2 separate regions of the Homo sapiens genome follow, and region 2 is linked to region 1. A link is an interaction called in ENCODE POLR2A ChIA-PET data of the cell type or tissue named here. Cell type or tissue: GM12878. All regions are shown on one strand. Links, peaks and the distances in the headings refer to the core of each region. The heading gives the core; the rest is flanking DNA.

Region 1 (2,500 bases), core at 1-2,500:
CATTTGTCAGGTTTTTCTACTGTAAAGTTACCCTTCCCTCCTTCCCCTGCTCCACCATTTCCATACTGTCCTCTTTGGAAGGAAGTTACTATGTGTGGCCCACTCTTTTTTTTTTTTTTTTTTTTTTTTGAGATGGAGTCTCACTGCGTTACCTAGGCTGGAGTGCAATGGCATGATCTCGGCTCACTGCAACCTCTGCCTCCCAGGTTCTAGTGATTCTCCTGCCTTAGCCTTGTGAGTAGCTGGGATTACAGGCACTTTAGAGAAGGGGTTGTTCACCAAGTTGGCTAGGCTGGTCTCAAACTTCTGGCCTCCTGTGATCCACCCGCCTCGGCTCCCAAAGTGCTAGGATTCCAGGTGTGAGCCACCGTGCCTGGCGACACAGCCTACTCTTGAGGAATGGGGACTCATGCTCACCTCTTCAAAGGTGAATTGTCTGCATAAATTATTTGGGATTCTTCTGCCTGACAGTTTTATCTTTTCTTCCCCTGAATGACATTTTACTCACGTATGAGTTTGTAATACCATTGAATGTTGGAAAATAGTAGTTTACTGGGTTATAGAGACGTTTCAGATACACATATCATCATTTAGTGTCACAAAATCAGATTTGTCAATGTCACCACCTATCCGTTGGGAAGTTGTTGAGCTCACAGCAAGTAGCAAATATAAGTTTTCCAAAATTCTGATTTTTGATTAATGGAAGCTCGTACTTTATCACTGGTACCAGATACCCTTGGGTGTTTTTCATGAAGCACCAGGCTTTGCATGAATGCTCACGCGAGCGTTTCTCTTCATGGCGCCATTCCACTGCAGTATGCAGCAGGAGGGCTTCTTCCTGTCGTACTTTGTCATGGGATACCACAGAGACACTACTCAGAGGTTGACGTTTAATCGCATTTCATGACTGCCCCCCGAGGTGAGTGGCGTCCCCTTCTGCAGATGAAGAAACTTGGCCTCATTGAGGTTTGGTGAATGGGCCAGTCGCCCCAACACCTGCAGAGGTGCACCCAGCCCCCTCAGTGGTCCTCGTGGGTCACTTGTGGCCATTCTGCACTGAGCAACTGGAGCAGGTCTGATTGGGTTGTGGGTGTACCTAGCTGGCTAGGGGGACAGGTGCAAGTGATGGGGATCCAGCCACTTGTGATGCAGATGTTTAAAAGAGGGGCAGGAGGTTTCCAGGCACAGCGAGCACTTTCCATTCATTGAGAAAGTTTGTGGTCGTTTCAGAAGCAGTGTGTGTTTCATGTTTGTGGCTTTCATGCACACAGGTGACTTCTCTCTCCCTGTGTATTGGCGAGGAAGCTGGCATCTCTCCCAGGAGATGCCTTCAGTTCATTTGCTGTAGGGAGTCCTTCCTCCACCCTGCTTGAGGAGTTCTCACCATGTTTTCTCCCTGGAGGAAAGTGGGCCTAGCATGGGTGTAGGGACCAGCATCAGGAGGGGTGCTGCGATCAGTGGCCAGGGTTTCTCCTCCTCTTTGTCCTTTACTCTCCCCACACCAGGCCCTCAGGAGCCTGGATTCCTGAGCTCCACAACCATCCTACCCCTTCCAGCAGGCTTTGGCCCACTTGCAGTGTGAGTGTCCACCACCTCTGAGGTTTGTTTCTTTCCTTTTTTAAAAGACAGGGTCTTGCTCTGTCTCCCAAACTGGAATGCAGTGGTACAGTCATAGCTCACTGTAGCCTCCAGCTCCTGGGCTCAAGTGATCCTTCTGCCTCAGTCTCTTGAGTAGCTGGGACTACAGGTGCTTGCCACCATGCCCAGCTTTTTAATTTTTTTAGAGACAGGGTCTCACTGTGTTGCCCAGGCTGGTCTTGAACTCCAAAGCTCAGGTCATCCTCTCACCTCAGCCTCCCAAAGCGCTGGGATTGCAGGCATGAACCATCGCACCTGGCCATATTTTGTTTCTGACCATCCCCTGACTTGTCTTGTGATTTGGGTAAGTTATCATTTCTTGATAGAGTCCGAGGGCCACATCTGTGTCCTCACACTGCCTCCTCCTTCACACCTCAGGGACTTAGCTTGTGGATGCTACTGGCTGTCCAGGATCCTTCAGCCATAAATAAAGGTTCACTATTCCAAAAATGACATAGTGGGGCTCAGTGGCTCACGCCTGTTACAGCACTTTGGGAGGCTGAGGTGGAAGGATCACCTGATCCCAAGAAGTTCAAGACCAAGCCTGGGCAATACATAGTAGTTCCCATATCTACCAATAAATAACAAATTAATTCGCTGGGTGTGGTGGCTCGTGCCTGTAGTCCCAGCTACTCAGGAGGCTGAGGTGGGAGGATCGCTTGAGCCCAGGAAGTCGAGGCTGTAGTGAGCTGTGATTGTACCATTGCACTCCAGCCTGGTTTACAGAATGAGACCCTGTCTCAAAAAAAATAAAATATGACCGAGCGCGGTGGCTCATGCCTGTATCTCAGCACTTTGGGAGGCCGAGGTGGGCAGATCACTTGAGCCCAGGAGTTTGAGACCAGCCTGACCAACGTGGTGA
Region 2 (5,959 bases), core at 563-3,062, 140 kb after region 1:
CCACGTGGTTACCGAATGAAGGAAGGATGTTTACTGAGAGACTCCCCTGCAGTGTACCCCAAATCAGAGCGAATCCTCACATCTTTGTTTCTAGTCCTTAGGACACAGCATCGAAGGCTCCTAGTGCACAAGAAAAGGAACTGGGCGGTGGCTCATGCCTGTAATCCTAGCACTTTGGGCGGCAGAGGCGGGAGGATCACTTGAGCACGGGAGTTTGAGACCAGCTTGGGCAACATAGTGAGACCCCGTGGTGGTGCACGCCTGTGGTCCCAGCTATTTGGGACTTGAGAGGCTGAAGTGGGAGGATCACTTGGGCCTGGGAATTTGAGGCTGCAGTGAGCCATGATTGCACCACTGCACTGCAGCCTGGTTGACGGAGACCAGGTCTCAAAAAAAAAAAAAAAAAAAAAAAGTAATGGCCTGGACATGAATCTCTTCTCCAAAGTCACAGAACCTCCTGGAGCCTATTTGCTATGAGGACAGTCTCCAGATGTGGGCTCAGTAAAAGGTCCTCAGCCTGCTGGCTGGGAGCCCTTCCAGGGTGGGGCCCACGTTCTCTCCATTGCTGCTGGGGAGGAAATTCAAACACCATCTGGTATGGCTGGATTGGAGAGCGTCGGGAGACTCCAAAGGGGACGGCAGGGAGTGAAAAATGAAAGACATTGACCGAGTGTCTGGACAATAGGGAAAGCTCTCTGATGAAGGAAACCGACACTTGGCTCCAATGACAGAAAGTAATAGATTGCATGGGAGCCACGGAGACCAGTGCCTGTTCAAAAGGTCACCCACAAGCACAGCACTGCCCAGGAGGCCTGAACAGTAGTGGCCTTCAGGCTGGGTGCAGTGGCTGACACCTATGATCCCAACACTTTGGGAGTCTGAGGTGGGAGATTACTTGAGCCCAGGAGTTCAAGACCAGTCTGGGGAACATAGTGAGACCCCATCTCTACAAAAATAAAAATTAAAAAAATAGCTAAATTAGCTGGTCATGGTCCCAGCTACTTGGGAGGCTGAGGCGGGAGGATAAGTTGGGCTCAGGAGGTCGAGGCTACAGTGAGCTGTGTTTGTGCCACTGCACTCCAGCCTGGGTGAGAGAGCAAAACCTGCCCCCAACCCCAACAAAGTAGTATCCTTCAGAGAACTTGGAGGGGTGGGCACTGAAAGCTTCAGGGACCAGCAGAGACAAAAATTTGAAGCCACTTGGTGGAGACGGGAGATCGACAAGAGGAAATGGTCTCGAAGGAGACCCACGGGGTGCAGGTTAAAACCTGGAGGAGCTGATGTGAACAGCCAGCTCAGAGCGCCTGAGACAGAGTTGCCTTTTTTTTTTTTTTTTTTTTTTAGACAGAAATCTTACTCTGTTGCCCAGGCTGGAGTGTAGTGGCGTGACCTTGGCTCACTGCAACCTCCACCTCCTGGGTTCAAGCACTTCTCCTGCCTTAGCCTCCTCCTGAGTAGCTTACAGGCACCCACCACCACGCCCGGCTAATTTTTGCATTTTTAGTAGAAATGAGGTTTCACCATGTTGGCCAGGCTAGTTTCAAACTTCTGACCTCAGGTGATCTGCCTGCCTCGGCCGCCCAAAGTGCTGGGATTACAGGTATGAGCCACCTCACCCGTCCCACTGTTGCCATTTGGAGGTCATCAGGGGTCTCTACTGCATAGAAATTAGTTGGCAGCCTTGGCACTCAAAGTGCTCGGCCAGGGCCATTTAATATAGAAGGACCTGGGAGTTTTGGGTTCTTTGACAATGCATATTTCAGTGGTTTAAGAATTTGGCACAGGTGGCTGGGCATGGCGGCTCACATCTCTGAGTGACCTGGGTTCAAATTCTAGCTGTTATTCAGCATGGGATTCAAAAGTAGGGACATAACCCCACCTCCTCACTGGTGAGGTGGGAGCAGAGAATGACATCCTGGCACACACTGTGCCTTGGAGGGGGCCTCCCTGAGCATCTCAGAGGGGGCTCATGATGGATCTGGCACTCATGGGTTGGGTGCTGTGGGGTGAGGTAGGGAAAGCCCAGCTGAGCTTGGGACCAACCCTGGGCTTCGTGGGAATCTGAAGTCCCTTTCCTAGGGGCCTCTCTGGTCCCTCGGGGCCTGTATGTGCCATCTCCAAGCTGTGTTTACCATGGGCCAGATCACAACCTGTCTGAATCAGTGTTCTCACATAAAAATCAGAAAGACTGATCCCAGCACTTTGGGAGGCCAAAGCAGGCGGATCATGAGGTCAGGAGTTCAAGACCAGCCTGGCCAATATGGTGAAATCCCATCTCTATTAAAATACAAAAAATTAGCCAGACATGGTGGTGCATGCCTGTAGTCCCAGCTACTTGGGAGGCTGAGGCAGAAGAATCGCTTGAACCTGGAGGGGGCGGAGGTTGCAGTGAGCTGAGATCATGTGAGACTCTGTCTCAAAAAAAAAAAAAAAAAAAAAAGGCCAGGCATGGCGGCTCACGCCTATAGTCCCAGCACTTTGAGAGGCTGAGGCGGGCGGCTCACCTGAGGTCAGGAGTTCGAGACCAGCCTGGCCAACATGGTGAAACCCCATCTCTACTAAAAATAAAAAATTTAGCTGGGTGTGGTGGCATATCCCTGTAATCCCAGCTACCCGGGAGGCTGATGCAGGAGAATCACTTGAACCTGGGAGGCAGAGGTTGCAGTGAGCTGAGATCACGTCATTGCAGTCCAGCCTGGGAAACAGAGCAAGACTCCGTCTCAAAAAAAAAAAAAAAAAAAAGCCCAGCACAGTGGCTCATGCCTGTAATCCCAGCACTTTGAGAGGCCGAGGCGGGTGGATCACAAGGTCGGGAGTTCAAGATAAGCCTGGCCAAGATGGTGAAACCCCATCTCTAACAAAAATACAAAAATTAGCCGGGCACGGTGGCAGGTGCCTGTAATCGCAACTACTTGGGAGGCTGAGGCAGGAGAATCGCTTGAAACCCGGGGGCGGAGGTTGCAGCGAGCCGAGATTGCACCACTACACTCCAGCCTGGAGGACAGAGTGACACTCCATCACAAAAAAATAAAAAATTTAAAAAAAAAAGCACCTAAAGTGTTTACCAGTATGCCAGGCACATCAGAAGAGCTTGAGAAATGGTCATGCTCAAATCCTGCATCCCACTACCTGAACCCCACAACCTGTGGCTGGAAGTATGAATACAGGTGGTGGGGAATGGGATAGAAACGGCTGGGCACGTGACCTTGAACCATCAGGGCTCAAACAAAAGGGCAGTGGGGAGGGAGGGGGCTCATAGGGTCCAGACACTACTCTGAGCTGCAGAGAAAGACAGGGAGACAGGCAGTGAGATGGAGGCAGAGCAACAGATGGGGGAAACAAAGAACAGAAGCAGAGAGAAACAGATTCAAGACCCCAGTAAGAGAGAGGGGCCAGGCGTGGTGGCTCATGCCTATAATCCCAGCACTTTGGGAGGCCAAGGTGGGTAGGTGGATCGCTTGAGGTCAAGAGTTCGAGACCAGCCTGACTAACATGGTGGGACCCCATCTCTACTAAAAATATAAAGATTAGTCAGGCACGCGGTAGCTCACACCTGTAATCCCAGTACTTTGGGAAGCTGAGGTGGGTGGATCATTCAAGGTCAGGAGTTTGAGACGAGCCTGGCCAACATTGGTGAAACCTCATCTCTACTATAATACAAAAATTAGCCGAGTGTAGTGGCAGATGCCTATAACCCAGCTATTCGGGAAGCTGAGGCAGGAGAATCGCTTGAACCCAGGAGGCAGAAGTTGCAGTAACCTGAGATCAAGCCACTGCACTCCAGCCTGGGTGACAGAGCGAGACTCCCTCTCAAAGATAAACAAACAAATAAATAAATAATAAAAATAAAAATACAGAGATTAGCTGGACGTGGTGGCACGCGCCTGTAATCCCAGCTTCTCCTGAGGCACAAGAATCTGGAACCTGGGAGGTAGAAGTTGCAGCGAGCTGAGATTGTGCTACTGCTCTCCAGCCTGGGCTACAAAGTGAGACTCTGTCTAAAAAAAAAAAAAAAAAAAAAGAGAGAGATGGAATAACAGCCAGCCAGACTGAAGAAGAGCGAGCACAGGGCCAAGGAGATACCATGTTGAAAGATCCTTTCTGGACTTGGGCCAAGGTAGACAATTCCGGGACACAGGGACAGAAACACTGAATTGATAACAACAAATGTTTTGGAGACCTCAGAGTGTAAAGAAAGGTTTACTCCTTGTATCATCCCCTCCCCGTGGACTGCTTCAATTCTATCGGGGACAGGCCAGTCCCTGGAGGCTGCAAGGAGCCACAAACCTTTCCCAGCTCACACTCTGCACCCCTCAGTCTCTGCTGCTAAAGAATCAGACTCAGGTAGATGGGGTGTCCACAGTCTGTCCTCATTACCCAGTCATACCGGGTAGCATGGCCCGAGAGAGCCCTTATCTCTCCCCACCTTAAAACCCTCAGCATCACACAGCAGGAACCAGTCCACAGGGCTTACCAAGGATACGCAGTGAAAACAGAATAATGTCTGTTACAAACCCCCTAAACCTGAGATGGCTGAAGAGCCAGATTCCTGCACCCCATCTGACTCCCCCAGGCAGTGGGAGATGACCCAAAGCCCCCATTCCCTGGGCAGAGTGGTGTGCCTGGGGAGGCCTGGCAGTGGTGCTGTGCCATGCCAGACCTTGTCCTGCCAGTCAGTCAGTCCTGTTGGTTGGGTTGAGCCAGGAGCACCCACAAGTCATCAGGGGCTGTGGATTTGTTGCTTGCCGCGTACCGCTGAAGTTCAAGGTAGCTAAAGGGTGGAGTCCATCAGTGGGTGGCCGTTCTCGGGAAGCATGATGCGAGTGCTGGCACCTCCCTGGGCAGAGGATGTATAGTGGACAGACTCGCGGGTGGACTGGCGGAGGCACGCGCAGCAGAGAAGGCGGCGGAAGGTGCGGCGCATCTCAGCATCTCGGCAAGAGTACACAGCAGCATTGACCAGGGAGTTGGCCTCGGCCAACAGTAGGAAGTACTTTTCTACAGCCAGGACATTGCAGGACTCACAGCCTAAACCATCCAGGAGCAGTACCACCTGGCCTGGTGTCCAGCAGACCACGAACGCCCCTGTGGGACAGAGGCGGAAGTGAGCAGGGCAAGCTGTCAGAGGCCCGGCACCTACAGCTCTCAGTTTGGGGTTGGAGTGGTCTCCAGAGCTCGAGCAATAGTGGTGAAGTTTGCAGTGCAAGAGCTGCTTGTTTCCCTGATTCTGCAGTGTGACAGGAAGGCCTGCTAAGATGGGACATCTATGCTAATTGGTACACAGTGGCCAAGGCACTGGACATTTTGTGTGTGTGTGTGTGTGTGTGTGTGTGTGTGTGTGTGTGTGTGAGATGGAGTCTCGCTCTGTCGCCAGGCTAGAGTGCAGTGGTACAATCTTGGCTTGCTGCAACCTCTGCCTCCCAGGTTCAAGCAATTCCCCCACCTCAGCCTCCCAAGTAGCTGGGACTACAGGTGTGTGCCACCATGCCCGGCTATATTTTTTTTTTTTTGTATTTTAGTAGAGATGGGGTTTCACCATGTTGGCCAGGATGGTCTCGATCTCCTGACCTCGTGATCCGCCCGCCTCAGCCTCCCGAAGTGTTGGGATTACAGGCATGAGCCACTGCGCCTGGCCTGTGTGTTTTTTTTTGAGACAGGGTCTCCTTCTGTCACCTAGGCTGGAGTGCAGTGGCACGATCACACCTCACTGAAGCGGCACGATCACACCTCACTGCAGCATTTGACAGGCTGAGGCAGGACAATCACTTGAGGCCAGGAGTTTAAGACCAGCCTAGGCAATATAGTGAGACCTCGTTTCTACAAAAAATAAAAAATTAGCCAGGTATGGTGGCACATGCCTGTAGTCCCAGCTACTCAGGAAACTGAGGCGGGAGGATCACCTGAGCCCGGAAGGTTGAGGCTGCAGTGAGCTATGATGGAGCCATTGTAATCCAGCCTA

What was found. ChIA-PET counts read pairs that join two places held together with the same protein. Peaks named below come from ENCODE experiments on the same cell type or tissue, not always from the same donor. Only the 100,000 strongest peaks of a DNase experiment are listed, where the experiment ranks them.
Region 2: POLR2A ChIA-PET joins it to region 1 with 7 read pairs; 1 of 35 experiments calls an interaction of 5 or more read pairs at or near these places.

The regions. Positions count from the first base shown.
Region 1 is chr19:19,479,727-19,482,226 of GRCh38, forward strand. All of the region lies in intron 2 of GATAD2A (GATA zinc finger domain containing 2A), which reads left to right. Among named protein-coding and RNA genes, the nearest start is that of TSSK6, 35 kb to the right of the region's middle. In GM12878, for the core only: no CTCF peak of the experiment used is centred there; a DNase peak (open chromatin) is centred at 1,248; H3K27ac peaks cover 371 bases.
Region 2 is chr19:19,619,485-19,625,443 of GRCh38, forward strand. It overlaps LPAR2 (lysophosphatidic acid receptor 2), which reads right to left. Exons shown (of 3, transcript NM_001395660.1): 3 at 4,171-5,085. The coding sequence ends at 4,772. Among named protein-coding and RNA genes, the nearest start is that of PBX4, 3.8 kb to the left of the region's middle. RefSeq lists a silencer at 4,216-4,510. In GM12878, for the core only: no CTCF peak of the experiment used is centred there; no DNase peak of the experiment used is centred there.